Linked DNA regions of Mus musculus: all the other regions are linked to region 1. A link is a loop called in an ENCODE intact Hi-C map of the cell type or tissue named here. Cell type or tissue: heart. All regions are shown on one strand. Each heading gives the region's core, and the rest is flanking DNA. Links, peaks and the distances in the headings are about the cores only. Region 1 holds the start of Syt8 (synaptotagmin VIII). Region 2 overlaps Ifitm10 (interferon induced transmembrane protein 10). Region 3 holds the start of Ifitm10 (interferon induced transmembrane protein 10).

Region 1 (10,417 bases), core at 2,881-7,880:
TTAGGCCCTGTGTGGAAGGCAGTCAGGGCTCAGGAGAGTGGTGCCCACCTCTTATAGTGAACTTGCCTTTCTGCCCAGGAAGAGAGAAGCAAAAGGGTCCCTGGACCAGCAGCCGGGCCTCTCTCCGCCTGCCACACACCCTGCCCATGGGTGCCTCTGCACAGGCAACTTGAAACATGTCCTTCAACCCCAGAGAGTGGTGCCACCGCCCTAGGAACCTTTCTCTGACCTGTGGGGGCTCAGGGCCCTTGGTTGCCTAGGCAGGCCCTGCATTGCCCGGCTCACTGGGGCCAGGCCCTTACTCCTTTCCCGCTTCTGAACCCCACCCAGAGACACCAGATCATGGCTTGGCCCCAACCCTGCTGCTCTGGGGCCCCTGGGGATCAGAGGAGGGTTGGAGCTGCTAAAGCCCGCCAGATGTGCTGGGATTAAGAGGTATATCACAAGCCAGGGCTGTGAGCCCCCAAAGGCTCCAGAGCAGCTTCCAAAGACATCTACTGCCCCCTGCTGATAGTGCATAAGACACTGTATCACAGTCCCTCATGGTCTTGAGGTCTTTTCCACAAGCTGTACCTACCCACAACTCCCCCTCAATTGCCCTCTTTGCCTTCACAGAGCCAGCTCTAGCCTCCTGCTCCTCTACCAGTCCTGGCTGGCAGAGAGGGTGGTGCCCGTTTTTCAGGGAAAGGCCTAGGAATCAGGCCTTGAGCAGAGAGAGGCCCAGGACTGGCAAATCTGTTCAGAGCACCCTACCCCAACCTTGAGAGGACAGTGGTGCCAAAGTGTAGCCTGCCTTGTATCTCAGATCCTCCTCACAGGGCTCCATCAGGACATGTGAGTGTGAAAGAGAATTTGTTTATTACAGAGAGATCTGAAGAGCCTGCACAAATATCCACAGCTCTCCATCTGGGAAAACTGAGACCCGCGGTGCTTTCAGGAGCGAGGCCTAAGCAGGGGAAGGCGAGGCTGCAGGGCCAGAACACGATCCACTTCCCTGGGGGACCGCAGGTGGTGCCACTGGGCGATGGGCCGCCGAGCATGGGCCAGCATGTCTGCCCAGTGCTGTAGGGGTTGGCCAGAAGCCCGGGAACCCAGCAGCACTTTGCCCACAGGCTCAGTCCGGAGCTGCAGACCACGGGCCCAGACAGCCAGCACCAGGTCCACACTCTGCAGACATGTAGAGGGGATGGTTGTCAGTTTGGCATGGCACAACGTCCCAGGCCACTCTGCCCTTCCTCCCAGCTCCCTACCTGGAGCTGGCTAACGGGAACCAGGAAGACGAAGGCCTCGTTGAAGTAGGGGGTAGTCGTGCCTTTCTTGGAGGATGTTTTGCTCTTCTTCCATTTTCTCTGGTTTAACATAAGCTGGATCTTCACGTAGGCCTCTGCACGAGTGAGAAAGTTCAAGAAGGGAGTCCCATACATGCACACGAGGGTCCAGCTCGCTGTCCACAAAAGTATAGCTCTCACCTGCAAGCCCCGGATTCAGACCCCGAGCCTCCAGTACAACCACAGTCAGGCTGCCTGAGCTGGGCACGTAGCGTAGTGAGAAGCACAGCTCCCCCATCTGCTCAGGCTATGGGCAACAAGACGGGGCTGCAACTGGGAGGGTCATCCTTACCCTTGGGGGTTTGAACTCAGCAGGTACAGCATTCAGACCTTGTCCTCCCCCCATGTTACAGGTAGATCCCGGGCCCCTACCAGCCAGGCTCACCTCAGTGGTCCCTGGAGGGCCTAGCTGGTACCAGCTCTCCAGGACATGTTGAAGGTCCACGGTGCCCAGGGGTAGTTGGAGCTCACCCAGTGGCTCGTGTTCTGAAAACCGCTTGAAGTCCCACAGCTGCACCTTCAGAGTGGCTTTGGGCAGCTCTGCTGGTGGGACCTGCAGACAGGGTAATGAGCTGGGTCCTGCTGCCCTGGCTCCAGCCCACTCTATCTACCCAGACTAGACTTACCAGAAAGCAGCATGTCTCTTCAAACATGGGAGAGAGCGTCCCTCGGTGCACCTTTGTCTCATGTCTTCTCCCAGACTGGGTGGACACACTGACCCAGGCGTAGGGGTCTGCTGTGCCCTCAGCCTTCAGGTTTCCAGCCTGCCTCAGGCCCACTCTAATCTGAGGGCCAGTGGGTTGGCTCAGCCTGGGGTCAAGAGGTTCTTTTCCCCTGCTCCCCTCTACCTGACTCTTCATTCATCACATTCTCCATCAACCACAGAGCCTCTGGACCTGCTGAGTGAGCCTTACCTCCTGGCTTCCAAAATCATACTCTAGTGACAGCAGGAGTCGACCCCACTGTTGGTCCCCTCCAGAGCAGGGTTCTAGGCAGTCCACATCTGGTTGAACCTGGGGTGGATGGTGGGAGATCAGGCAAGTATGATTGAGACCAATCTTTAACCAGAGATCTGGACTATTGTAACACAGATCAGCTCCCTGAGACCAGCCAATCTTCCTTCAATGTGACATATATGCTACTACTGCTACTACTGTAGCTTCCAATGGACCATGGACCAACATCTGCCTGCTTCCTGAATCACTCGTTCCCTATCACCTCTGCTCATCTCCTTCCTCTGAGAAGAAGGCCTGCCAGGGCCGCCTTGAGCTCCCCAGCTTGAACCTTGCACCCCCCCACCCCCTCCCCGGAGTGAACCAGTACAGGACTGGACACAGGTAGATTTGGGTTTCTGCTCCTCACCAGGTGAGTAGTGGTGCTATTACGGGCACTGCCCAGGCCCACAGTTTCTTTATCCTTGGGTTGCTTCCTGTGGCGATGGCGGTGGCAATAGCAACAGATGACACAGAGCAAACAGGAGACTAAGAGGACTCCAGCAGCAAGGATGGCGATAAAGAGGGTCCAGCGAGGCCCTAGGCCAGGGGCACAGGCTGCTGAAATGTCTCTCTAGACAATCTGGCTCCCCACTAGGCTGGTCCATGCCCACACTGCTTTTGGGGTTCCGACCACTCACAGGGGATCCTGGTGATGAGGTCTGGGATGAGACTGGGCCCAGCTGTGGCATCAAGTGGGGCAGAGGTGCTGAAGGGGTTTAAGGCGTGCCCCATCTTCATGCTCCTATCAGCTTTGAGGAGATAGTTGTGGAATCCAGGTCATTTGAGGGGTGGTCCTTTATGTACTGACTCTTCACCTGTCAGCAGCCAGTACTGAGTCCACCCTAAGCAAGAAAGTAGCCTAAGGTAGCCAGGGCAAGGACACTAGCCAGGAAGCCAGGCAGAAAGAGGCTCTGGGCCTTGGCCAAAGCACTGACTTAGCTGCTGCAAGCCCCAACTCTTGCCACTTTTCCCAGTTCCCAACCCCAGCCAAGTAGGCCAGGCCTGGCCTGGGGGCAGCCTGGTACCTGCTTTTGCTGGCCCTTGCTCACTGGGACCCTCCAAACCTACATATCTGGAAGATTTCTGTCCTTTTTTTTTTTTTTTTTTTTTTTTTCTAGAACTTAAAGGCCTTTTCTCATTTTTGGGGATGTCTTATCTCCTGCACAGAGGACCCATCATAGCTCTCTACATTCCAAAGACCTGCCATCTTCTACACGGTAGTCCAGTTGGTTCACTGTAGCCTCAGGTCCGAGAGTAGCTTGGGCTATGAGGTCATGTAGGAGGGAATTGGGGATGCAGGGCACAGGGCCACCAGCAGGTGGGCATGCGCTCCAGCAAGTCTAGGCTGAAGGAGCTTTGCTGGCATGGGCACCAGGCCAGTATTGCCTGAGGTTGAGGGCGAGGTAGGGGCAGGCAGGGGCAGGGCATAGCTGGGAGAGCCTGAGCATTCCTCCATGCTGAATCAATGCCCGCCCAGACTTGTCTACCTGCCTGCTTGGCCACCCTTGGCATGGGAGTGGAAAGGAGGAGGCCATGAAGCTGCTTTGGCCTCTGTATCCTACCTGCCTGGGGCCTGAAACACCTGGCAGGCTGGCTTCTCCCCCACCCCACCCCCACCCCGTGAGCAGAAAGGGTGGGGTTCTCAGCTGGGGACTGGGAGCCACTGACTCGCTGAACTCAGGACCTCCCCCCTCCCCCACAGCTTCCCTAGATGGCAACTGCTGGCCAGAACTCAGTTTCTTAAACTTGAGTCTAATGCCACTGTGCCACAAGAGCCTGCCAGCCCTCCTGCTGTATCTAAGCCCAGACTGCACACAAGTTACTAGACCAGCCCACTCCTCCAGGGGTGACTAATAGACCCTCTTGCTCTTGTGCCCTCAGCCTGGAGTCCCCAACATGATTCCAAAGGGTAGCTCCTCCTGCAATATCAGTGGTTCACTAACTGGCAGCCACAGCTCACAGAGCTCAGAACCTTGCATCTCTCAGTGATTCGGGGCAGCTGCAGATCAGGAAGGGACCAGTCTCTGCCTTCTCCGTCTCCCTTTAGAGGTCCTCCTGCACACATGGAACCATGATGTTTTCAAGGGTGGCCTGAGGCTGGTGCTCTGAAGTTGGCATGGCCCTGGAGCAGAGGTGCAGAGGGTTTTTAACAAGAAGCCATAATGACTATGGAGAGTGGTCTGGTGGGCACCTGGAAGGACCACAGTGCTAGGCTGAATATCCTCTTCACCTCTTGAAATTCCTCAGTTTTTAGCACAAGTACCATATTTTAAATCATCCCCAGGCCCTGTGTATTATACAGCTAGTCCCTAACTCGGTTTCAGACTCATCTGTAATTTGGTGATGAAGTAGGAGCTTGGTGAGTCCCCTGAGGATGGAGAGAGGTGATCTGCTGGCCTCAACAGCCTGCCTGTCCACTAATATCACTCTTGTCTGGCCTTCTGAAGGACTCTGCTAGGCAGGAGTCCATAGGTGGTGGTCAGAGCACCCCCAGTGGCTCTGAAGTTGGCATGGCTCTGGAGCTGAGGTGCAGAAGGTTTTTACAAGAGGCCACAATGCCTATAAAGAATCTGCTTGGAGCTGGAGCTGAGATGTTGTTCCTCAAGGGCCCCTAGCACAAGAGGGCTAAGGTCAGGCTCAAACAAATCCGGCCTCCACATGGGGCTCAAAATGTTTTACCATTTGGAAATGGTGGAGCTGGTATGAATGTTGGGATTAAAGTAACATTGATCTCTCTCTGACTCTGTCTCTGTCTCTGTCTCTGTCTCTGTCTCTCTGTCTCTCTGTCTCTCTGTCTCTCTCTCTCTCTCTCTCTGTGTGTGTGTGTGTGTGTGTGTGTGTGTGTGTGTGTGTTCTTCTTGTCTAAAGCCCTCCCTCCCTTATCCTAAGAACAAGTGGTAGGGAACAGAGGATCTAGAAGTTGTGACTTCTAACTGTATGTCACTCAGGAGGGCATCCTGAGTAGCATGGTGGTAACACATGCCTACAGGAGGCTTCAGGCTGTTTGGAAGCTGTCTCCGGAAGATTCTGAGGCCTCAGAAACACCAGCTCCTGGTACTAGGGAGAGTTTCAAGGCCTGGAGACATGGAGGCCCCTTAGGACTCCCAGGTTCCAATGGTGGTAAAGGTGCAAGTAAAAAGACAGCCACTAGGAGGAGCCGTTCTTCCCGCTGGTCCCCACCTACCAGTAGCACTCAGTTTGCTACTTTAGAGAAAGTGTGAGCAGCCTGAGCTAGACAGACAGAAAAGAGGAGTCATAATTCTCTAGTCCCACCTTATCTTCCTGCTCTTGCAGCCTGTCTTCTGTGACTGCTGCGGAAGACCCTCTCAAAGGACTAGCACTGTTTGACCTAGGAAAAGGAGGTGGGAGTCCCTGCTCCATCTCCAAGCTGTGAACACCCAGTTCTGTAATCCCTTCCAGGCAGGATGTCTGACTCACAGTTGGGTCTGAGGCCTGCACCCATGGCCCCAGCCTCTCTCAATCCACGCATTCTCCAAGGCTTGTGTGAGCCCTTACCTTCTCCAGGTATCTCTTTCGAGTCCCTCACAATGAACCAGACTTGTACTGGATGTCACCCAGTGATCCCTTTAAGATGTGAGCCACTCAGTACAATGCTAAGCCTCTCCTCCAAATTTTCTGTCAGCCCAGGGTCAGGTACTCATTTCTGGGTTAGACTTGCTGCCAACCTCACCTACCTACCCTCAGCCTAACCAGACCTTGTGCTATTTCAAAGGTAGCAGGTTTCTGAGTTCTTTCCCCCCCCCCCCCAGAAAAGCAAGACACCCGCCAAGACAAGCATAGAGGTGATCCCTTCCTCACCTGATACCTACTGCTTCCTGTGACGGGTGGACTCAGGCCTGCTTGCTCAGACCCTAGTCACTGGGAGGCTGGTTGTCCACTCTCAGGCAGCACCTGATGCCCACAGCAGAGCCCGTGGTGCCTGTTGCTAGTGATCAAATGAATCTTGTGGGGAAGAAGGGGTGTGGAGGCAGGGCTTTGGGGAGCCCCACCTAATGACCGGAACTGCTGGCCCTCATAAACCAGGAAACTCCCTTGAGAGCGAAGGTCTCCCCTCTCTGAGGTCCTGGAGCAGGTATCTGGACTCTATGCTATCTTGAGGTGTTCCTCAAGGCTGGAGGTTACTCCAAGCCACACCAAACTTTGCACAAAAGGGGGTGATAGGCCCGCTGGGCTGACCTCTGTGCAGGCTCACACACCCAGAAGTCCTGAGTCACAACCTGCTTAGTTGAAGAATGTGCCCCCTGGCAATGCAGGCCTAGGGAACTCAGCACAAAGAGGGTGGAACCCTGTAAGGGAGCTGCCTAGCACTGTGGCGGACTATCCTGGGGCCATGAGGGCCTGACTGACTTCGCTGCCACCCTCAGAGAATGTTCTGGAGCCCATCCGGACCTATTCCCTTGAGTTTTTAGCTTCCCAATGAGCAAGTCCTCTTCCTGGTGTCCGAGGTTAGATCATTGGCAATAATCTGTTCAGTTAGTTTGGCTCCAACCAGTGTTGTAGCCTGGGCTCCTCATTGTGCTCTGACCAGTTGGTCCGGTCTGACCACTCTTCAGCCCTTATCTGTGCCTGACAGTCAGACATTGGAATGTGTAATGGTTAACGTCTCTGGGCTGATGAGACAGACCTTGTTGAGGAAACTTCTGCTGTAGAATGCTCTGGGACTACCTCATGTGGGACATGGGCATCCATGCTTTTCATAAGTGTCTCTGGGCACGTGGGCAGAGACGTGAGATGGATCTATCCTCTGGTATGATTCAGGTTCTGTAACAGAGACTTAGAAATAAGATCAGAGGGGCCAGTGGTGTGCCTGTAGAGATATCAAGACACCCTGGTAGCAAGCACCTGTACTTTGGGACCCAGCAGACCCCTGTGCAGCAGAGCTTCAGGCCCCCCAAGTAGCTCCCACAACCTGGCTGTGTAGGGGCTTTGTGCCTCTCCAGAATGAGGGCGCCTCCGTGGCGAGACGGCGTCTGAGGTTCTGAGGCAGGAAGGGGAAAACCAAACAGAGCTGGCAGCCCACGGCCAGGCCCGCGGCCCCCAGACGGCGGCTTGGCAGCCAGAAGCCCCGTGGAGACCCTGGCGGGGCTCCTGGACCCGGATGCTTCCTTTGAGGATGCCTGGGGAATGTTTGAGGTCAGAACACACGGCAGACGCTGGCGAGAGAGCCCGGAGCCTCTGGCAGGGAAGCAAGAGACGTGCTGGGATGGGACACGTGTTCCCTGTCTGTACTGACCCTGCTGTGGGCCCTATCCTCCTAGGCAACCCCTTTTACCTGGGGTCTGGGACAGCAAAAGCTGGGTGCTCAACTTGTCCCAGACCTTTGTACATAGCTTGTGTGTCCGATCAGGTTATCTATGACTTTTGCACTGAGAGAGAATGCACCCCTAACATCCAAGCATCAGAACAAACCTGAACCCCATTATCTAGATACTTTGGGAAGCTGAACCCCAACTTCAAATATCTGGGGAGCCTGTACCTCATTACTTGAACATCTGGTAAGGCTGCATCCATTTACTCACACATTGGAGAATGCACACTGATCTACCACCACCTAGTAACCCAAAGAACACAATCCCCATCTCTTAACCACCCAGGAAGGCTACACCCCATTGTCCCAGAATCTAGAAAAATGACACCATTATCTAGGTCTCTAGGGGATGTGCCTCCTGCCTGTGCTTTGACATAGGACTACCACTGCAACATCAGGACCGTGCACCCCACTTGAACATGGTGCTATGCTGTGGCTTCCTTGGATAGGACACACTGAGTTTTGAGACTATATTGGAGACTCCAGGGATGTGAACCCTGATGCTTGCAGTGCCTGGGTGAGTCTTCCATCTCCTACATGTATGGCAACACATGCCCTATCATGATGGAACTCACTTACTGGGTGGCTGGATGCATCTCCCAAGGGCTTCAGAGACTTGGAGTCTAGGGCCCCATCTATCATATAGCTTTATGAAGGCCTCATACATCCTGATTTGGGAGGAAGGTCTCTGTTCATCTAGGGAAACCATAGAATGGTGTCTTTACATTTGTGACATTTGTGAATACCTGGGGTACATGCCTCATGTACCCAAATGTTTCTGCAGCTGAGTGACCTGTTCTCTGTTCATTTGGGAACAAGAGCTCCATTCTGTGGTCATCAGGGTCTTGGACAGCCTGTACCCCACTTGTTAGGCCTACTGAATTGCCTATTGACACAAGGTACATAGGCCCGCCTGCCAGGTTGGAGGCCCAGGGCCGGTGCTGCGTTCCTGTGGTTTTGGACACGCCGTTCCTGGGCATCACACTGCTGTGTGCGTCCTATTCACCCTTGTCTCAGCTCTCTGTGCGCCATTCATTGAGCTCTGGGCTGCCTGCCCACCCCTAGTCTCCCAGGTGTCTGTACTCTGTACCTGTGCCCCATGTACTGAGCCCGCTCAAGAGCTGATTGCTGAATTCTGATCTCTGTACTCCATGGGGCCGAATGTGTGGTACCTATGCCCCATGAGTTGAGCATGGAGTCCCCACAGTCCACTGTACTGTAAACCCGAGTTTCCCATTCACAATCTCTTTAGCATCTCCATCCTTACCACCCCATGTCCTTGAAGTGGGCTTTTGTGAACAGTTGGGTTTTACAGACTTTATCCAGTTTCCCTCCCTGAAAGGTTTAGTAGCAGCTTCTTTATGTTTTTGAGACAGGGTCTCATGTAGTCCAGGCTGGCCTGGAACTTACTACGTAGCTGAACAAGACCTGTAAGTTCTGATCCTTCGGACTATACTTCCTGAGTGCTGGGATTACAGGCTACCAAGCACAGTTTATACAGTACTGTGGATCAACTCAGGGTCTCATGGATACTAGACAAGCACTCTACACATTGAGTTTCATTTCCAGTCTTCTCTGCTAGATTCTGTGTCACCCTCTGTTGGATTTCTGATGTGGGTACTCTGCTCACTTGAGTACTAGGGTGACCAGACTATGGAGACCTGGTACCTCATTTGTCTGGGTATCTAGGTGCCTTTTACTCTCAACATCACAATAGCTAGGTTCCAAGAGCCCCACTTTATGAGGCTCACTGTCCTGTGTCCTATCTGAGGGTCTTCTTGCTCCACCCCAGTCCTCTCTGCACAGGAACAGATGGCATCCACCTTCAGATGTCTGTGTGCTGCGTATGGATTCTCAGAGAGGGGAGCAACTTTCATACATCTCCACAAGTATGCTTGGTTCATCAAAGGCTGCGTTCAGTCCTGTCTCTTTGCCTACAGAGCTGGAGATATGGTGACTGCGCCTTCCTTTGAGCTAAACAGAGTTCACACTCATGTTCCCGGCTAGCTGGGCCCTGCAACTTCTTCCTGGGAACCCTTGCTTTTCTGGGTGTCTGGCAGTCTGCCCCTCATTCCTCTAAACTGCTAGGTAGAAAAGACTTCAAGAATCACCCCACAACTCCCCCGCCCCATTTTCCAGGGGCTCAGCCAACCCTCCCCTTCACCCTGGAGTTGTGCGCCAACCCAAGAGTGCTGGCTGACGCTGACGTGCACCCCCACTCCAAGGCTCCAGTCTTCCTCTTCATCATCGCCTGAGGTTTGGACAGCTTGTCCTCCTTCACCAGGGTCTTTGGCAGCCTAACACCCCACTGCCTGTCTCTCACGTAGGCCCACATCCCAAGGCGAGGGCCCCCAGCAGCCGTTCCAAGATCCACTGCGTCTTTGGATGTACACTACCCATTCATCACAGCGGGCGTCACGGCCCATGTGAAGCCATATCCCTCCTGGTCCCGGTCTCTATTCATGCATGGCGCCAGGCTGGCTGCTTCACCTTCTGAGCACCAGAGTTCCTGCTGTGGCTCTGAGGACCCCTATAATCTAGCAGCATGTGACGATATGAACCCCACTGATGCAAGAAACTGAGCATCTTGCACCCCCATAATTGAATCCCACAGTGTGGTGCCTGACACATATAGGTGATGTGACCTTTTGACTGTGCCCAGAATTGGGGTTACTGTCCCTTGTATCCCCTTACTGCCCGAATTTAGTATAACTGTGGACCTTAGTACTGGGGGTGCACTCTCCCCTATCCCACCAGGGTTTTAG
Region 2 (10,417 bases), core at 3,454-8,453, 73 kb after region 1:
TGGGGCTGGCTTTCCGGCCTCCTTTCCTTGCTGAGCCCTTCCCTTATCTGGTCACAAATAGAGACGAGGCTGTTCAAGCCATCCTGTGATCAGGTGGCACAGGTGGGCTGGCGTGAGATGCGGCTGTCTGCTGTGTGCATACACTGGCTCACAGTTATCCCCTCTTTTGTATGAAACCCGTGTCTCTCCTGCAGAGCTTCTAAGGCCTTCTTTCCTTCACATCTGCCTACCCAATCCTCAGGACCAGTATTTCAGTGTTCAAAGCATGGTAACCATCATGGGGGAGGTCTAAGGATATTATTTGGCTGGACAGAGGATATCACCAGAGAAGGTATATAGTCCATTGTCTCAGAAGATGAAAACATCACACTGAACTTGGGGCCAAGTAAGGTTCCAGGCAAGGGCTTCTGGGAGGAGGTAGTATTTCCTTTGGGTCTTGAAGGATGGATGAAAGCAAAGTTCTACCTGGAGAAAGGAACAGACACCAAGCATGGACATCCTCTGTGGGGAGCATAGTGCAGTGCAGTCCGCATGTGGCAGCTGCTTGATCTGAGCTTCGGAGGCATAGAGGCTTCCCGAGACAGGAACACCTGAAAGAATGGGTTAGGAGGGTAGACTTTGATTGGGCTTTGTATGTGTATATCTGTTCATCTCATCCTTCCTGAATATCAGTGTTACCAGCCCATCCATTCAACTACCCATTGTAGGCATCAGTTTTTTGTAACCTACTTTTAATAAGGGTTCAACCTTTCCACCAGCAGAGGTAGTGTAAGAGAAAAGTTATTAGAATTTGAAGGAAGTGGACCTGTTCAGCAATAGTTCTTCGGGGGTGAGCTTGATCTTCTTGGGCAGCAGATCAGTCTCGTAGCAAACGCCAAATACTATTCAGCAGCTGCAGACCAGTCCTCTAGGCAAGCAGACAGCAGACATGAACTAGCAGCTATAGTCAAGTCCTTTCAGCAAGCAGACACCAGACAGCTGCAGTTCAATCCTGAAGAAACTGCCAGGCTCACCAACCAGCCTAAGGTGAGGTCTCAGAGGCCGCAAGCTGCCACAGGGACCTCATGAGCAGTTCTTGAAGGAGTTTCTCTCAATGGTGGAGTTATCACAAGTTGAGCTCAACAATGCTATGTAAGGCCAACCAATACATGTGTGTCATTAGTGAAGAATACCGAGGTGCAGCAAACCAAACCAAGGTCCGTCTCCCACTGTCTGTGGGGCCATGTTTATACCCCTTCCTCATGAGTCCTTTCACATGTTTGCTATATCAAAACATACTTTCACCATGTCTGCTTCAGGAAAAGTCTTTCATGAGTTTTCTTTAGCAAGAGATCCTAAGCTGGGTGTGGTGGCGCACGCCTTTAATCCCAGGACTCGGGAGGTAGAGGCAGGTGGATTTCTGAGTTCGAGGCCAACCTGGTCTACAAAGTGAGTTCCAGGACAGCCAGGGCTATAGAGAAACCCTGTCTTGAAAAACCAAAAAAAAAAAAAAAAGAGAGAGAGAGAGAGAGAGAGATCCTTTCACTTGTGTGCCCCAGCAAAACATCATTCGACATAATTATCTTTCCAAAGAAGATAGAAATTACACTTCAGCCCATCTTTCTACCCATCTATCCATCAATCCATCCATCCCACACCCATCCACCTATTCATCTACCCATCTACTCATCCATCCAAGTCAGCCATTCATCCTCCACCCATCTATTCACACCACACCTACCTCTTTATGCTTTTGTCTACCCTTGTACCCATCTATCCATCCACATCACACTTATGCACACCTAGCTATTTATCTCCTTACACAATCATCTGCCCATGAAGTCACCCATCTATCTACTCACCCACCACCCATCCATGTATGCATTTGTCACAGCCATTTACTCAGTAATATATGTCATATAATATCATATATATCATATATGACATTTCAGGCAACAGCAGGTCTCATACACAAGACTTCATCACCGAGTAGTGTCATAGTTGATTTTGTGTAGATACTCTGTGATGTTAACAGATGATGAGGTCACTGGAGTTTCTCAGATACTCCTCATTAAGTGATGCAGGGCTATGTCAATCCATCCTCCACGCTGCTCACTACATTCAGACAGCACCAGCCTTCCCTCACCTGTTGACACAGTCATCGTCCTGCTGACTCTCTCCTACTGTCCCATCCCATCCTTACCAACCTGGACACTGATGCGCTAGACTGCTTCTCTAATGTCATTTACACCCCCACTTCATGCCAGATCAGAATGCTCACTGCCCTTCCTCGATGCATGCTCTGCCACATCCCCCTTCTTCCCGTCATGCATCCACACCAAGTAGCTGTGCATGCCTCTTGTCACTCGGCTTCCCTCGTTTGCAGTCTTCCCCTCTCATCCATCCATCCTTCTATCTCCGCTTTCTATTTTCCACCCATGTATCCGTTTGTCCACATTAATTTCCTCTCCTCCCTTCAACGTCACAGACTGAGCTCCTCATCCATCTATCTATCTATCCATCCTCACTGGATCTATGAATTAAATTTGTTTATCCATGTACTTACATACTCCCTCCTCATGTTTTCATGAATTTATCCATACTCTCATCTCTCATGCATTTACACACACACACACACACACACACACACACACACACACACACCTGTGTTCCTTCCTAACTAGACTCCCCCCTCCTCTCCCTTGCTTCTCCCAATCATCCCTGAGTGCTATCCATCCACATATCAAGCATTCATCTCTTCTCAGATGTGATCATCCTCTGACACTCTGCTCATCCTTTTTTCTTCTTCCTGCTCACACCTTCTTCCCACTCCTACTGGTCTCCAGGCAGCCACTACAATCAGCTCATACATTTTCCTATCTCTCATCCCTCCCTCTTTCCATCTCTTTCATTCTCTGTGTACAGCCACATACCCACATGTTCATGGTTCAGAGCATGCCAACACTTTCTATGAGACTTTTTTTTTTTTTTTTGGACAGGGTTTCTCTGTGTAGCCCTGGCTTTCCCGGAACTCACTCTGTAGACCAGGCTGGCCTTGAACTCAGAAATTCGCCTGCCTCTGCCTCCCAAGTGCTGGGATTAAAGGCGTGAGCCACCACACCCAGCCTTCTATGAGACTCTTCTTATGTAAGTAACTACACTCGTGCTTATTTCTCTTCCTGAAGCTACCTGCCTACCCTCTCCAGTCCACCAGCTTCACCCCTTTCTGTCGGTATCACACAGTAATTTCTGGGTCTGTGTGTGGATGTGAACACACTTGCGCATGTTCACTTCCCGCTTGCCTTGTTGGGCACCTCCTATCTCAGCCTTGTGCTCATCAGCCATCTCTGGTGCACCTCCATTGTCTCTTATTTTTAGAAACTGACACACCCTAGATGAGCCAGATGTGGTGGTGCATCCCTGAAACGCTAACATTTGGGCAGTCAGAGGCAGGAGGATTTAGAGTTCCAGGACAGCCTCAGTTACATAGTAAGACCCTGTCTAAGAAAGAGAGAGAGAGAGAGAGAGAGAGAGAGAGAGAGAGAGAGAGAGAGAGAAAGAGAGAAAGGGAGAAAGGGAGGAAATGAAGGAAGAAAGAGGAGGGGAAAGAAAAAGCCCACAAGCGCCGACAGATTCTACTGGGGTTCATCCACCAATCTGTCTGCTTGCCTTCCCACTTTTCCTTATTTTGTCTTTCATCCATGAACCGCCACATGCATTCTTCCAACCTCCCTCCTCACACTATTATCCTGCTACTCCACAGACTCTCTTAGGGTTTTACTGCTGTGAACAGACACCATGACCATGGCAACTCTTATAAGGACAACATTTAATTGGGTCTGGCTTACAGGCTCAGAGGTTCAGTCCATTGTTGTCAAGGTGGGAACATGGCATCATCCAGGCAGGCATGGTGCAGGAGGAGCTGAGAGTTCTACATCTTCATCTAAAATGTGCTATGAGAAGACTGGCTTCCAGGCAGCTAGGAGGAGGGTCTTAAAGCCCATGCCCACAGTGACACATCCACTCCAACTAGGCCACACCTCCTAGTAGTGCCATTCTCTAGGCCAAGCATATACCAACCATCACACCGACCATCTACCTCTTCCATCCTTTGGTCACCCACACTCCTACTATGTACTTTCTTCCCTATCTTATCCCTTCCTCATCCTCTTCTTTCTGTGGACTTGCCCTATGTCCACATGCTTCTCCATCTTGCTTCATTTCTGTGTTTGTGTTGGATGTGTATGTTCATGTACAGTGTGTGTGTGTGGTGTGTGTGTGCATATTTGTATGCATGCCAATCCACATGTGTGTTAGCAAGCACAAATATGAAGGTCAGAAGTCAACCTCAAGGGTCATGCCTTAGAATTCATCCAATTTATAGAAAATATATACACATTTGGGGGGGGGGTTCGAGACAGGGTTTCTCTGTATAACTCTGGCTGTCCTGGGACACACTTTGTAGACCAGGCTGGCCTCAAACTCAGAAATCTGCCTGCCTCTGCCTCTCGAGTGCTGGGATTAAAGGCGTGCACCACCAAGCCTGGCAAATATATACACTTTTGTGTGTGCTTGAAGATACACTCATTGCCATGTATTGTGTGGAGGTCAGAGGACAACCTTCAGGAGTTTATTCTCTCTGTTCACCACGTGGGTCACAGGGACTGAACTCAGGTTGTTCAGCTTGACAACAGATGCCATCATCCATTGAGCCATCTCCTCAGAACTCCACTTTGTCTTGTGAGATAAGTTCTCACTCTGGTACCAGGGGTTCAACAGTTAAGTTTGACTGGGTAGCCATCAAACTCCACAGATCTGCCTATCTCTGTCTCCCTAGAGCTGAAATTATAGGTGTGCACTGCTAGGCCTGAATTTTGAAAAGCATATTTTAAAATTTATTGATTTTGTTTTATGTGCGTGCATATTTTGCTCACGTGTATGGTTGTGCACCATGCATATGCCTGGAGCCCAAGGAGGTCCAAAAGAGGCTGTCTGTCAGGTACCCTGGAACTGAAGTTACAGATGGTTGTGAACCACCCTTTACATGCTGGGAACTGAGCCAGAGTCCTCTGAGACTTTTCTCCAGACCCTGCTGACTTTTTGTTGTTGACATTAAATACGGGTTCCTCAGATCAAATGCAGGTCTTCATGATTGCTTGGCATGGACAGTTTACATGAAAAGAGCAATCTCCCAAGTCCCCATCTTTCTTTACCTGGAAGCTTATGACTGCCCTCCTCCTTCTCGTCATCTCTTTTGTTCCCTCCTATGATGTCACCATTATGGCCACTCATTAAACTGTCTAGCTCACCACATAGTTAGTCATCGACTCATCAGAATGCCCCAGCACTTTCCCACTGGACTTCCCACTTCACATGCAGCAAATAACTGCCCAGTGGATGATGAGGCATAGGCCACGCAGTCCCTGCCCATAGGATCCTTCCCTCTGGCAGGGAACTCAGACCATCACAACACTCATTGAAATGTCGGTGGTAATGTCAGCTGTGAAAACTGAGGAGAGTTGCAGGGATTGCTGTTCCATACAAAGTGGGCTCAGTCAGAAGTTCATGTAAGTGCATTGACTGTAAGCCCAAGGTGGTCCAGGCCAGAGATATGTGTGTCTGAAGAAGTGTGTGTCACAGGATGGGGAAAGTCCTTGCAGAAGCCCAGGGACAAAGTTCCATAGCCTGTGTGGTTGAAACAGGAGAAGGGACCAGACATGCCTGCCTGAGACATAGCTTTGTTTTCCACAGTGAGGGTTTTGTCATCTACTGTGAGTGGGTTCATGTGATGAAGTTTCCATGTGGGGGACAGACTAAGGATGCAGAGAGATGGGGCTGGGAACCCAGGTGGGAAAAGATTCCAAGTGATCCTGAAAGGTGGGTGAGGATGGCTTCTAGTTATACATTCCTTTGGAATGCACAGGGCATTGGTTCTACAGACACCCAAGCTCACAGATGCCCAGGTCCTTATTTAAAACAGCCTAGTGTTTGTTTAGATCCCACACACTTGCTCACATGCTCTCCAGATGACATAAAACCTCATTAAAAGGAAGGGCAGTTATTGTTCTACTGTACCGTATCACTTAGGGAAGCGGGGAACCCACACTTGTTCAGTACAGAGTCTACTTTGTCAGATATAATTTTCTCTGAAGCTCAATTGAATCTACAGACAAGGAGCTCCCAGGCCTGAGACCCAGACAACACTCTATCCTGATGGAGCTTCAGGGCAAAAGGAACTAGAGGAGGCTGGCGATGCTTGCATGGACTGTTCTCACCCAATCAGTCTAAAATGCACAGGTGCTGTTCACACAGGAGTGAGGCATCATGGGAGGAGCGGTCTTCATCTCTGCTATGAATCTGCCAGTTCGTGCCCTGAGCTTCCACCATTCATGTCCTACCCAGCTGCCTGCTTCCTCAAAAATGTCAGTCACACCTAGATCTACTCACATATTCCCATTTCCGGTCATGGAGCATACATTGTCTTTTCTTTCTCTTTCCTCTGCTCCGTGTTCACCTGTTAGTCTGCCCCGCTGCTCTCTTCTGCCTACCTACTAGCTACCTCATCTCCCCCACCCTGACTCTTTATCCCCCCTGAGTCTCCCATTTACCTTTAGCAAGACAACCATAAGCTATCAAGTGATGGTTGAGCTCTTAGCATATTCCAGGCATGGCCCCAACCTCCCATGATCAAATTGAATATTTTAACTAATGATAACAAGACCTTGTGATGTAAGTGCCATGGAAAAAACTGGGAAACTACACACAGTGCTACAAGGCGCACCCTGGAGATCACCAGCAGGGTGTCACAAATTCTTGTTTTTTATTTGACTCTGGGCTTCCCCTGTCCCTGTCTGCCCATCCTTTCCTTCCTTTCTTGGATCTTCTCTCCTCTCCTCTCCTCTCCTCTCCTCTCCTCTCCTCTCCTCTCCTCTCCTCTCCTCTCCTCTCTTTCCTTCTCCCCTCCCCTCATAACTTCCCCTCCCCTCCCCACCCCTCTCCTCTTCTCTCTTCTTTCTCCTTTTTCCCTCCCTCTCTCTCTTCCTCTTAGCCTAGGCTGGCCTCAAATTCAAGTTCAAGGATGACCTTGAACTCCCGGTCAGTCAGTTGGTCAGTTGTCTGGCCTCTGCCTTCTAAGTGCTGGCTTTTCTGGTGTGTACCCCTACGCTCACCCGTTCATTTGTGGTGCTGGGCATCAAACCCAGGGCAATGTGCATGCTAAAGCACTCTGCCAACTGAACTCCATCCCCAGCCTTTCTGGGCTGCTATCTAGCACTTCTTCCCCATCCCTGCTGGTCCGTTCTTCTGTAAGTGAGCCAGCTCCTTTCTGCCCTGCCTAGCCTAACTCCCCAGCCCACCATTCTACCTGTATGTTTCACCATACACTCTAAAACCCCTGCCCATGTGCCCTCCAGCCTCCCTCCTCCTCCCCTCACTCCTGTATATACTGCTTCTGCCATCCCTCTGGTTACCCACCCTGTCTTCCCTCCTTTCCATTCCTCTGGCTACCCACCATGTCATCTCTCCTTCCCATCCTTCATGTGTTCATGCCTGCTGGATCACCTCCACAGCCTCTCATTCCCCAATCTGAGTCTTCTGCTTTGGTCTCATGAGTGAAAAGTATCCACACTGTGTGACTTCCCACAGTGTCAGTTTGGCTGACTGGAATTTTACAAGACCTCAGCACAGTCAGGCTCTGGTCAGGTCTGCCCTCTTCTGGACTGTAGGCTATTCACATTTCTGTGAATCCCCACATGGTGGAAGGGTTAAAGGTCTTTTGGAGCCTTTTGTTTTTTCTTTTAAAGGACAACATTTAATTGGGGCTGGATTACAAGTTCATAGATTCAGTCCATTATCATCAACTGGGCTACATCATGGTAGCATCCAGGCAGGCATGGTGCAGGCAGAGCGGAGAGTTCTACATCTTCATCTGAAGGCTATTAGTAGAAGACTCACTTCCAGGCAGCTAGGACAAGGGTCTTAAAGCCCACACCCATGGTGACACACCTCCTAATACTGCCACTCCCCTGGCCTGAGTGTATACAAACCATCACAGACAGCTAGAGCCCCAAGCTGCTTTTTCAATCTATAGTCCCCCAATTATGGCTTCTTGTGTCCATTCTCGTTTGGGAATTTTAGTAAGAAACTTCTAAGTTCTAAGTCTATGCTAAAGCCAAGATTGATCTGCTAGGATCAAGCCCACCTACAGATTTGAGAAATATCCCATGACTCTCGTGCACATAGTGACCCTCCTCTCTAAGGGTGTGTGGGGAACAGACTAATAGCTAGCTGTCAATGACCATCTTCCTCTTTCTCTTGCACTAATGATCTCCCCGCCCACTTTTTTCTTTTCTTGGATATTTTCTTTATTTACATTTCAAATGTTTTCCCCTTTCCAGGTCTCCCCTTTGGAAACCACCTATCCCATCCTCCCACTCCCTGCCTCTATGAGGGTGCTCCCCCACCCACCCACTCCCATCCTCCCAACCTGGCTTTCCTCTACACTGGGGCACTGAGCATCCTCAGGCCCTTTGAGGCCTCACCCTCAAAGGCCCCACATCCGACCAGTCTCCGGGGGTCAGAACCTTCATTGTGTACGTTGATGGGGTATCTACCCATAGCACTTCCTGACCACTTGGTCACCATCAACCTTCCTCTCCTCTCCTCTTTCCTGTCCTTTCAGCACCCACTGGTCTGCCCACCGAGGACCTGCACTGCCTTCCTTCCCTTTATGGAGTTATCTGTCAGACTACCATGCCCTCGCCTTCCTGACTGACTCACCCAGCTTCCCACTGGTCTCCTCACTACAATCCTTTTTCCTACAGCAGACATCATCTGTCACTTCTTGGGCCCCACTGGACCTTGTGTGTCTTCCCAGCTCTGGTGGATTCTCTAGTGTTCTGCTCCGGCCCTACCCACCCACTTTGTTCCTCTTTGCTTTCAGGTTGTTCCTCTGTCTACTCTCCCAAGTCCTCTTACTGGTCTTTGAATGTGGACTGTGCATCACAGTGGACCAGCTCCTCCAGTGGCCCATGTGATCTCATCGCCATCACACGAGTGGTGGTACCTTTCACGTGTTCATCTCTCTACCTCACCTCTGAACTTCTGACTCTGCAGCATTGCATCTCCAGGCGTCTAGCCGTGTCCAGAAAGCAGCTCTCACCAGTGCCGGGGCCTGCACCGCCAAGCGCCTTAGCCTGAGCCTCCCGGGTTTCCTTCTGCAGCTTAACTCTTCCTTTACCCTCAAGGCCACCTCACCTCAAGGCCGCCTCATCATCATCTCCCACACTGACCTCAGCCTGGTCAGTTCTGCCTTGAACACAGCTCCAGAGATCCACCCTCCAGTCCACTTTCATTGCCACAGCTCTTGGCCATGTGATAAATTAGCCTTCTCTCGCCAGGCCAGACTCTGGCTCCTCCCTGTCTGTTCTTAATCCCCAGCCAACTGCTCTGCTAGAATCTGTCCAGCCTTTCCCTTTCTTCTGGCTCTATGTCATTCTGAGATGTCTTCACAAAGCCCCCACTTCTTCTTGACAGCTTCCTTTGTTCCCTACCTATCTGTGCTCTGCCCTCCCATAGTAGGCCCCGGTTGACTCCAGCCACCCCCTCATGGATCTCTGTTCCCTACACACACCTGGTGGGCCCCCCCTTGGAGCATACCCCATCAGAACCAAACTTGTCACTGATCTCCTGACAAACATCCACTTGATGAAGTCTGTCTGGGAGATGCTTGCCTTGTGTCTTGTGAGTCCTTGTCTGGCCTGTGAACCCTGAGGACAGAGGCTTTTCTTTGTTTCTTGTTGTGTACCAGGGCCAGCTGCAGTTACACACCCAGGATGCCAGGGTAGGCACTAAGTATAGATTGACTGGCTGATTGATGAGTTTAAGAATCTGCACTTATCTCCCATTCATTAGTCAGTGGTATATTCTTTCAACATCTTTCCCCTCTCTCTTCACCCATCCCACATGCAATCCTAAATCTGTTTACCCATTCCACCCATCCAACATACATGCCAGGAATCCATCCCAAAGATATAGAACACCAGTTCCATGCAAACACCAATTCAACCACCTGACACACCTTCATAAACCCATCTGCCCACATGGCACACTTCTAACTGTGTGTCCATCCTTAGTACATGAAACACAGTACAATAGCCCAGTGTGCCAGTCCAAACATCCACTGTATCCCACACATGCAATATATGTACTGTCTCCTCACACCTCCCGTTCCTCTCATCTAGAACACACTTACATATTCATATACTCATCCATCTGCCAACCCCCACAGCAAACATCTACTCATACCTGTCTACCCTGTTATTCCCATTTGACAAATGTCCTTCTGTGTACCTAACCCACTCAGCCAGCATAGGAAAAAATTCACCTACCTGTCTCTCCTGTCCATCTAATGCACATCAACACATCAGTGGTCTCATTT
Region 3 (10,417 bases), core at 1,781-6,780, 61 kb after region 1:
GAGGAGCCCCCCAGGCTCAGCAACTAGGAAAGGATGTGGTAGTTACAGCCTGGGCCCCAGGGCACTTACTCTGCCAGCTGGGTCCCCCGGCTGGTGACCCAGAGGTGTGGCTGCTAAGTAGGCAGGTGTGAAACCAGCAGAGTGAGGGGCAAAGAGGCTGCGGCTCTGTGACCAGGCAGTGTGGGTGGAACGTGGGCGAGGTGAGGAGAGGCAGGGCCAGTACCCATTGTGTTTCCACCCGGGATTGCAGAGGTGATGACAAGCCAAAGCCAGGCCAAGGTGGAGACTTAGGCAAGAGAACAGGGTGAGGCTGAGGGATCCATGGGCCAGGAGGAAGATGGTTACAGAGGCCTGCCAGGACGGCAGCTCCTGAGATGAAAGCTTCCCTTCAGCTTTGGGTAATCGTGCCCCAGAGTGATGCCTGGCCAGATGTGACACATTACCCAGGCCCCTCAGGTCGGAGGTGGCAAGCTTGCATACTTACTCGCTGGTTGCTGAAGAACATTTACTGCTGTAGGTACAGACCACTCTCCCTGTGTTCTGTTTGAAGGTATTGTGTAGGGGAGTTGAGAGAAATGTTTACAGGAGAAGCAGAGTGATAGCAAGTGCTATGTCCATGGCTGAAGCCAGCTCAGCTTCTCAGGACCGTGACCCTGGCTTCCTCTTAGAAGCCTGCCTTGGGTTTTGCCAGGCAGAGAGCATCCCTGTCCCTCAGCTCCAGCCTGACTCTCAGCCTTGAGCTTGGCTATCAATGGCTGGCCCTGATCACCCCCAGCCAACATCCTGAAGAGAAGGGCCAGCTGTACCCAGCAGCTTTTGTGGGACTGGGCTGGAAGCCTATATCTATAGGGCCAAGGATCCTCAACAGGGCAGCAGATGCAGAATGGGAACTTAGCTTAGGATCCGAGCCCTAGGCTGGGTGAGCCCTAGGCTTATCCCTGGCCAGGCAGGGCATCATGAATGTGTCAGGTCAGAAACATATACAGGCATGTTTCTGTCTTTCAACAGTGTTAGAATTTATTAACTCGAATTATACATACTAAATACGTTTTATTTACTGTAATTTGCCAAGGAGTCCCAAATTTATTTGATAGCCAACCGTTGGCATTACTGATTCTTTTATTCTGATTTTTTTTTAAATGTGTGTCTGCGTGGGAGTATGTTCGTCTGAATGCAGTTGCCAGTGGAGGCCAGGAAGAGGGTGTTGGATTCCTAGGAGCTGGGAAGTGAACTCAGTCCTCTCTAAGAACAGCAAGCTCTTTTAGCCACTGAGCCATCTCTCTTGCCAGTTTTCAAATCTTAATTAAAAATACTAAGAGCTCACATGTTACCCTTCACCCAATACTGTCTATATGTTCAGGTTCCAGACTAGCTAAGAAAGGGCTGCAGAGCCTGGAGACGCTGTATAGAAGTTGGAAGTAGAGAGCTGATATAAACACAGGGAAGAGTAGGGAACTGCATAAGAAGTGGTCACAGGCACAGAAATGTCAGTTGCAGGTTTTGGTGACAGACCTTTTTCAGGGTCACTTTGGAAGTGTACTGAGTTCAAAGGCAGGAGAATCTGTTTGAGCCTACACCCTGGGGACAGAACCAAGGGTTCTTTGCCAATGACAGAATTCCTGGACCAGGCTTGTCGGTAGGCTTGCTGCATTTCAGTCTTAGGTTGTCCCTTTGTAAATCCCAGGTGAGGGGGGCTGTCATTTCTGGTGTGACTGATAAGCTGGAGTCTGTACGAGCTAGGATCCGATAGTTTCAGTTGTGGTTTTATCAGTTCGTTTCTCCTGGTGCGCTAAGAGGTGGGAATTTGCTTGTGTAAATAAGATAATAGAGTCATTCTTTTTGCTACTTACACTCAGAATGGAATAGCTGAGGCTAAGGACGTTCCTTTCAGAGCAGGTCCACCTTGTCCTCAACAGTTCCCCAGGTCTCTCCGCAGGGGAGCCCTCCTTGGTTGCCCCACTTAATCACCTTCCTTCTGATGTCTGATCCTTTGCTGACACTTCTGAACTAGTGGGTAGAAGCTGATCACTTACTTCCTCCTAGGGACCCAGAAGGGCAACCCGGAGGAGAACTAATGCTTGGTGGCACTGACTCCAAGTACTACCACGGGGAGCTGTCCTACCTGAACGTCACTCGAAAGGCCTACTGGCAGGTGCACATGGACCAGTGAGTCGTGGGTGTCGCTGGGGGCTGGGAGTATTATGTAGGGGTGATGTGCGGGAAGCCTGGGCAAAAAAAGCAGGTGTCTTCCAAGGCAGGGTCTAGACAAGCTATGCCCTATACTCACCTGTGACAGGGTAAAGTGACTGATACATATTTGCCTCATAGGTTGGAGGTGGGCAATGAGCTGACCCTGTGCAAGGGAGGCTGTGAGGCTATTGTGGACACAGGGACATCTCTTCTGGTGGGGCCTGTGGAAGAGGTGAAGGAGCTGCAGAAGGCCATCGGGGCAGTGCCTCTTATCCAGGGTGAGGTAAGCTACTGGCCTGTGTGGGCTGGCCAGCAGGCAGAGAGGGTTCCCGAGACCATACCTTCAATACCACATTCTTCTCTCTTGTGTATCTTAGTATATGATTCCTTGTGAGAAGGTGTCCAGCCTGCCCACGGTCTACCTGAAGCTAGGAGGCAAAAACTATGAACTACACCCAGACAAGTATATACTCAAGGTGAGTCGGTGTGGGCGGTGGCAGTGTGAAGCCGGGACACCTTGAGTGAAGTGTGGGTACCGTGTGATCACATGTGCCCATTCTGGCCTTACAGGTATCGCAGGGTGGAAAGACAATCTGCCTGAGTGGCTTCATGGGAATGGACATACCCCCTCCCAGTGGGCCGCTCTGGATCCTGGGCGATGTCTTCATTGGTTCCTACTACACTGTGTTTGACAGAGACAACAATAGGGTCGGCTTTGCCAATGCTGTCGTACTCTAACTTGCTCCTTCTCCACTGTCAGGGAACTGGATCAGAGTCCAGTAGAGGAAGCCAGCCAGCCCCATCCCTCCACCTGCCCCACTCACACATAGTCACACTCGCTTAGTGTTGCTGGACCCTTGGGGGAGACCTGGCTGGAGCTTGTCCAGCTGTTCTGTTCTGTGGTTCCTCACCCTGGGTTCAGATTGCTGCCCTCTGCCTGTCTGAAGGAGGCCAAGGCCCACCCAGTACACGAGGCTGCCTTCAAAGGCCCCTACTGGTTTAATAGCTGCTGAGATGGATTGTCTTGTCCTGCCGCCCTTTGCTGTGTGGGCAGTACTCTGAAGCAGGCAAATGGGTCTTAGGATCCCTCCCAGAAACCTGCTCTGACCCAGACCCATCACCCAGCTTGGGGATGGCACCACGTTCTACTGCCCCTCCAACTCTGGCCTGGCAAAGGCCTGAAGGTGAGCAGGAAGGAGCAAGAGGACAGAAGCAAAACTATGAACCTGGGGGGTTACCTAGGGCTTGACCCCGCCCTCCTGGGAAGGCATGCCTCAGCCTGGGGTAGAGGTAGGATGACTGACTGGTTTTGGCTGGCCTCTGCTGCCCTCATCCTGGGCTAGGCAGCTGGGAGCCAAAGTTGAAATACAAATAAAGTTGTTTTGGGCCTTGATCTCTATTGGTGTGCTCTGTACTGTTTCTGAATTGGGACCTTGGCGACGGAGCTAGCTAGACCAGTAGAACCCAGTACTACTGAGGGCTAATTCGGGGACACGCTGGCTGTGGAGAATATTGGGGGGGGGGGGGGTAGGGAGTGTGCTAGAGCCCAGACTTGGCTTTCAGCACCAGGCCAGTGAACAGAGGGGACTCCTGAGGCTCTGGCTTGCTATCTGGCCTTGTGGGCAAGATGAGTCTGAACTAGAACTGGCAGGTTCTGGGACCTCAGGCAGTAGTCAGGCCGGATGTGGCCTTGGCTGGAGGCCATGGAGCGGGCCTAGAATTCTGTGTTAGGTCCTGTGTTGAATCATTTTCAGAGGTGGCCAGGCCAGCACCTGCTGTGCTTTGCCAGGGAAGCAGCCTATTCCCAGAAGAAACGGAATAAGCCTTGATGGGAATCTTGGGCTGCATACATTCCCTTTTCAACAGTCAGTCCTTTAAGCCTGGGTCAGAAAAGCCATCTGCTCGTCCTGGGTGCCCTGGGCAGTCTCCCTGCCTGGGCCTCTGCCAGGCTCAAGAAGCAGTCTTCAGCTTTTTGAGTCTAGCCAGTGTTGGAGCCTGCCCGGCTGCCTGGGGTCTTGGAGATGAGAGGTCAGAACTCTCTGCCACGGACTACAGTTGTTCTACAAGCATCTGTGAGAAGGTTCGGTTTCAGGGGGCGGGAGAAGTGGGTGAACACAGGTTTCAAATACAACAGTGGAGGCAACCAGCAGGCTTTTAAATAGAGTAGGAGTTATCGAGTGCTTACTGGTAGGGTAGAGCTTCCTTTTGGAATCAGCTCTGGAATCTTAGAGCCCCTTCCCCACACTAACAGGTACAGGATATAGGGAAGTGTGACCTCTGTCACTTTCTGGGGTTGTCCTGGCACCCTTTGCCTGCTGGTCAGTGGCTGTCATTGTTTTGGTAGGAGGGTTTGGGGCAGGGGAATATGTCCCATACCTGAGCCCTGTTAGGTTACTTCTGGAGAATGTTCACCAAGGGTTGTCAGAAGGCCAGTAAACATGTACCCAGTGTTCTCTGTCTGAAATCTGAGCAGGGAGTCCCGCAGGGCCTGGCAGGGCTTCTGGAGACTAGTGTTATCAAAGGCTTGTGCACCAAAGCTGGAGACAGATCTCCTCCCTGCCCTGCAGGCCTGAGGCTGAGCTGTGCTGCCAGGCCTGCATACTGGGGCCGCTGCTTCTGCAGATGCCGCTGATGCCACCATCACCACCCAGGGATGCCCCGGGGAGCACCCCGGACTCTAGCTCAGGGTTCACATCAGTCTCTTAGCTGAGTGACCTTCACATCAGCCTTCATGCCCTGGGAAGAAGAAAGACCCTTGCTGCAGGCAGGGATAGGGAAGCTAGCTTTACTCTAGTTTTCTCATGGTGGGTGTTTCTCCCCTCAAACCCCTGACCAGGGTATTAGTGAGGCTGGACCATACCCAAGTCTTGCCCTGACCAGCTTAAAGTGTAAGGTTGGGACGCTGACTCCAGAGCCATAAAGCTGACTCTTGGGAAGAGGATTCCAACTCACCCTTCACCTTGCCAATGACCTTGAGTGGACCCTGCCCCGAGGGCCAAAGGGCCAACCCTTCTGCTTCCTGAAGTCTGAGACTCCCAGGCCAGACATGCCAAGGACAGCACCTGACTTAGGTTGTGTGGTAAGCAGACTGTCAGGAGTGCGAATGGATGTAATTAGTTGGGTGGTACACAGCCGCACACAGGCTGGGGAGGGAGTGTCAGCATGTTTGGTTGTCAGGCCCTTGGGATCCAAAGCAGTGGTGGGGTTGGATGAAGGAAAACTGACTTCCTGGCACAGCCCACTTGCCCCCAGGCTTATTGGACCAACAAGGCTAGGCTCCATGAGGGAGTGCCCAGAAGAAAGCCAAGAAACGGTGGGAGGGGTCCTTGCCAGTGTGGAAATTAATTCCACCCACTCAAGGAGAGTCTCTTTCTTTTTTTTTTTTTTTCCTCTACACTTAAGATCCACTTCACACTGAAAATTCCTGACACGCAGAAATGAGCTGTGCTGGGGGTCAGAGGTGGGGTTTGGGCTGGAAAGGGAGGAACTTGGCATGGGGCGGGGCTTAATCAGGAGACAGGGCTTTGAAGAAAGACTCAGGGTTCAGAGAGCCAAGGTTCCAGGAGACCAGAAAGTCTAGGGGCCAGGCAGCCCTGGAACTCTCTGGAAAGGGTCCCAGAGAAGAGCTAGGGAGAATGGGATCCAGGGAGGCAGAAAACGAGGCTTTTACACACAGTTGGGGGAACTTCAGGGTAGGGTGAAGAGGACCTACTGAGAACTCCACCCCCACATGGTGAGGTAGGGGTTCTGAGGGAGGGAGGGAGGGCAGTTGGGGGCTCTCCATGGTGAAGGAAGCCCATTGGGGCTTCTCTGGAGGTGGGGATCAGTTGAGGACAAATGTCCAAGAGAGACTGAGGATGGGAAGGAGATGAGGCGGGGAGAGAAGAAACTGCTTGGCCTTGAGTCTTAGAGGACAGTATTGCTTAGAGCAAGTCATGTGTAAGGACCGAGCACTGTCAGGGCCCAGGATGGGGGTCAGAAAGGTCATGAGCGGGGTACACAGACCGAGCTTTAAGGAAATCAATGTAGGGGTGTCTGAGAGGACCCAGGCTTCTGAGTAGCACATCTGTCCCTGAGGGCAGAGCAAAACTTGTGAAGCAGGGACAGGCAAGCCTGTTACAGGTCAGATCCTTCAAGTCCCTGTTATGATGAACATATTAGAACATATGTCAGACTTGGGTGACAGGGACTTCAAAAAGGAGGCCCAGGGCAGGGTTCTGAAGATTGTTGGTGAAGGGCCTGGACTTGGACTCGGGAGAAAAAAAAAAAAAAAAACAACCCTGAACATTGACCTTGGGGACTTGGGAGACAGGATTGAACAGAGATGAGTGTCCCTCTGGGGTTTGATGTGTTGCATCCCAGTCAGGTGGGAACTATGATCTGCAGTGTGTAGACTTCAAGGGACCAGAGACTCCCAAAATAAGCCTGATTAGAGATGGAGACTTGAGCAGCTCAGACAGGGCTTAGCAAGTAGCGAGGTTGGAGCCCAGCTGGGCAAGATCAAGGAAGAGGTGGGTGAGGGCTTAAAAAGCTGATACCAGGACAGGGCCTCATGAGAAAAGGCTAGGACCGCCACGGGACTGAGGATGGCAGGTGGGACTCAACAGGGCAGGGAGAAGAGATGCTAGGTAAGGGGGTTCTGAAGGCACAGGTCTTGGAGCTAACAAGGTTCAGGTGGAAGAAATGTAGGGAGAAGGGGGGTCAGCCGTGGGAATAAAGTGGAATGCTCAGCAGACAGACTTGCCGGGACTTGAGGACCCGCGAGAGAATTTGAGCACAGGTGGACTGGGGTAGCAGCGGCTTGGTGGTCGGTGGATATGAGAGCCATGCAGCTCATGGGATAGAGGGGTGCCAGCCTTGCGACTCCCCGGGGTCCTGGCTTCCGGGCTAGCGGGCCCCCTCCCTCCCTAGGGAGGAGGCGGAGGTGTCTGCGACGCCGCCGTGAGTCAGGCTCTGGCTGCAGCCGCGGCCGGCCTGGCGCTGCGGAGCGCGCGCGGGCAGCGGGGGAGGCAGCGGCGCCAGCCCCGCTCGCTCCCCGCCCCCAAGGTTGGGCCGCTGGGACGCGATCAGCGGACAGACAGCGGGAGAGCGGAAGGACGCGCGCTCCTAGGTTCAGGGGTCTGACCCACTCGTCGAGTCGCCAGTAGGTGAGCGGTACTGGTGACTGCTGCAGCCCGGGGTCAGATTGGGGACCACCCAGTTCAGCCACAGCCCCTTGCTATCACCTCACCGGCGCCGGGTGCGCCTGGTGGCGCAGAGCTCCGGCGCCAAGCTGTCTCTTGGAAGTGTCCATTTCGCAGAGTGTCATTGTGGGTCTCTTGGTGGCACGGTTGGGGGTGGGGACAAGAGGGGAGGTGAGTGGTTCTGTGTGACAGTGTGCGCTCTTAGGGTCTCCCAGTGCCGCTTTCTGTTGGCTTTGGAGTTTGTAGTCCTGCACCTGCGCGGATCCTCCGGAGATGTGCCTGAGCCTGTGGGGCGGTGTGTAGCGCTGCGTGTCTGGGTGGGCAATTGTTTACCTGGCGCGTCTGGGCGCAGGAGTATGCTGGGACTGGAGAGCTGGGCTGGTGATTGTGTGTGTGGTGCGTCTTGGTGTGTATGTGCTTCAGTGAGCGCTTTTCATTCTGCCAGTCAATGACTAGGGCAGTGTCACTGTAGCTCTGAATGCCCTGAGTGCGTGGAGATGCGGGGCGCTCTGCTTATCGCAACAGGGTGTCACTCGGGGTGCTGAGGGGGAGCTGTTGTGTGTGTGGTTGTCAGTAGGCGCAGATGGCAAAGCGATGAAAAGCCCTGATGTGCTTGCCAAGACTACTGCGAATGGCTTTGGTATTGGCTGTGGCCGGCTGGGTGGGGGAGGCAAACTGGCAGCTGGCAACCTCACAGGGATTTCCATCTCCCAAAGACCATTTATGGGACTGTAGGGGAAATGCTGCAAGGCTCCAGGTTGGGTGCTACTGGGCGCACAAGGCCCAGCAACTCCTCACTCTGTCCCTCCCTCCAGGCTCAGGGCCCCAGCCAGTGCCCAGCCCTGCTGGGAGCCCCGGCTAGCACCACGGACGGCACCCAGGAAGCCCGAGTCCCCTTGGACGGGGCCTTCTGGATTCCCAGGCCACCAGCAGGTTCACCCAAGGGCTGCTTCGCCTGTGTGTCCAAGCCTCCTGCCCTGCAGGCTGCAGCGGCTCCAGCTCCTGAGCCTTCGGCCTCACCCCCCATGGCACCCACTCTGTTTCCTATGGAGTCTAAAAGCAGCAAGACTGACAGCGTTCGGGCATCGGGTGTCCCGCAAGCCTGCAAGCACTTAGCTGAGAAGAAGACGATGACGAACCCCACCACAGTCATCGAGGTCTACCCGGACACTACGGAGGTGAACGACTACTATCTGTGGTCCATCTTCAACTTCGTCTACCTCAACTTCTGTTGCCTGGGCTTCATTGCTCTGGCCTACTCCCTCAAAGTGAGCCTGGGCAGGGGGTGGGCAGGGTTATGGGATCTAGCAGGATGTAATGTCACTTAGTGGAGCCCAAGGTAGAACATGCAAGCCCAACCAGGAGACCTCTTATGGATTCAAAGAGGCAAGGCTCTGGGCTGGGAGCAAAGGGCCACCCCTTCCCTTCCTTAAACTGAGAAAGCTTGACCCCATTTGGGGAGTGGGGTAAGGTTGTCTGCTCTGTACAGCTAGCTTAGTTAAGTCTTTAAGAACAGGCATTCAGAACTCAAGGTCCTGTCCTTCGGAGTCAATGTGGCCAGTAGCCACACCTAGGTAAATGTGATGGAGATTGCAAGGAGCCGGGGGCGGGGGGGGGGGCTTGAAATCCTGTGCCCGTGGGAAGCAGAGAGGATGCTCTTAGGGCCCTTGCAGAACCTCTTATCTTGGCCCATCTCTAGTAGCTCATTTGCCAGGCACTGATACTCACCATCCAGGTCTGTGGTAGATGCCGAAGCCTGATGACCAGACTGGCTGGGGGAAATGTCCTAACCCCACCTACCCTGTACCCACAGTGGCTACAACTTCCAGGCCTGTCTCCCTTTTGTATAAGGAGTCAGTGGCTGGAAACAGAGCAGGGTGACAAGCCTTTGGGACCCCTTATCTGCTCCTACCCCTACTCCTTCCCACGACAAAGTGGGAGAAACAAAGACAACTTGGGGCCAGGGGCAGGGGGAAGCTGTGATAGATGGCCTCCGTGTCTCAGCCCTTGTGTCCCAGGTAAGGACTGAGCATTCTTGGACTGTTGGAGCCCCACCAGCAGGGTGCAGGAACGGTGCCTGGGTGCCCTCCTCCCATCCTGCATCTCCGGAAGGAAGGGCTTGGCTCACAATTACACAGATCATCACTTCCTGAGCCCAGACTTGAATGGCCCAAGACAGATGCAGTCCAGAAATCGCAGCTGCCCAGCAAGGAGGGGTGCCAGGGGCTGGGAGAGCAGAAAGAAGGGTGCTACAGGGATTTACAAGTGAGGGCGAGACTGACCTGGGAGGAAGGGTCCCCAGGCAGCTCAGCTCATGATTCATCTGCAGGCATGAGTCCCACCTTGCTCTGCATCACATGCCTGGCCACAAGGCTCTCCTCTTTTCTTCCTGACTCATGCTCAGCATATCATACCATCTTCATGCCTTTTTCTCCAGGCCTGGGCTCCTCACCTTTACATGTACCACATGGAAGTTGTGTACATGAGTGGGCATGTCTGTGAGAGCATGGCATTGCATGCATGTACTCATGTGCCCACATTGTATAATTCATTGTGTGTGTGGAGAGCATGAGTGTGCATTTGAGTGTGTTGCATGAATGGGAATGCTTATATGGAGTGTGGATGCTTGAGTGTTATATTATGCATGTAATCATGTGCATGCACATGTGCATGTGTGTGAGCAAATGCATATGTTAGTGCAACTGTGTGTGAGTGTGCATGAATGTATATAGAGATGTATATCTAATTGCATGTGAGGAGTGCCAGCCTAATCACATGCCTACATCCACATAGGTGTGTATTGTGAATGGATACATGTTTGAGTATAATGTGTGTGCGTGCAATGTGTGAGTCAACATGTGTTTGCATATAAGTGTACCACAGATGTGTGTGTGTGGTGTGTGTGTGTGTGGCTTGTGTGTGTGTGTGACTGCTTCTGCTGAGAGGCAGCACAAGAAGACCTAGGGACTTGGGATGTCCTAAGGCCAGCTCAGCTCTGTTCTCTGGGGCCGTGCCAGGCAGTGGGCACCATTGCCAGGTTGCTA

What was found. A loop is a pair of places that touch in the nucleus more often than their neighbours do. Peaks named below come from ENCODE experiments on the same cell type or tissue, not always from the same donor. Only the 100,000 strongest peaks of a DNase experiment are listed, where the experiment ranks them.
Region 2: it touches region 1 in a loop (4-fold over the local background); 6 of 42 quality-filtered maps call a loop at or near these places.
Region 3: it touches region 1 in a loop (2.2-fold over the local background); 7 of 42 quality-filtered maps call a loop at or near these places.

The regions. Positions count from the first base shown.
Region 1 is chr7:142,430,818-142,441,234 of GRCm38, reverse strand. It overlaps Syt8 (synaptotagmin VIII), which reads right to left and starts at 4,401. Exons shown (of 9, transcript NM_001285861.1): 1 at 4,296-4,401; 2 at 2,962-3,072; 3 at 2,691-2,860; 4 at 2,243-2,341; 5 at 1,955-2,113; 6 at 1,714-1,881; 7 at 1,470-1,575; 8 at 1,251-1,384; 9 at 839-1,167. The coding sequence starts at 4,302. The coding sequence ends at 934. In heart, for the core only: CTCF peaks have their summits at 3,632 and 5,463 (motif pointing right); DNase peaks (open chromatin) are centred at 5,454 and 7,484; H3K27ac peaks cover 4,629 bases.
Region 2 is chr7:142,358,200-142,368,616 of GRCm38, reverse strand. The region is part of intron 2 of Ifitm10 (interferon induced transmembrane protein 10); the gene reads left to right. Among named protein-coding and RNA genes, the nearest start is that of Ifitm10, 10 kb to the left of the region's middle. In heart, for the core only: a CTCF peak has its summit at 7,694 (motif pointing left); no DNase peak of the experiment used is centred there; H3K27ac peaks cover 212 bases.
Region 3 is chr7:142,369,082-142,379,498 of GRCm38, reverse strand. It overlaps Ifitm10 (interferon induced transmembrane protein 10), which reads left to right and starts at 5,753. Exons shown (of 3, transcript NM_001347541.1): 1 at 5,753-5,923; 2 at 8,189-8,641. The coding sequence starts at 5,921. Ctsd (cathepsin D) reads left to right here. Exons shown (of 9, transcript NM_009983.3): 6 at 2,044-2,166; 7 at 2,329-2,473; 8 at 2,568-2,666; 9 at 2,761-3,589. The coding sequence ends at 2,928. In heart, for the core only: no CTCF peak of the experiment used is centred there; DNase peaks (open chromatin) are centred at 3,838, 4,188, 4,688, 5,368 and 1 weaker place; H3K4me3 peaks cover 154 bases; H3K27ac peaks cover 3,692 bases.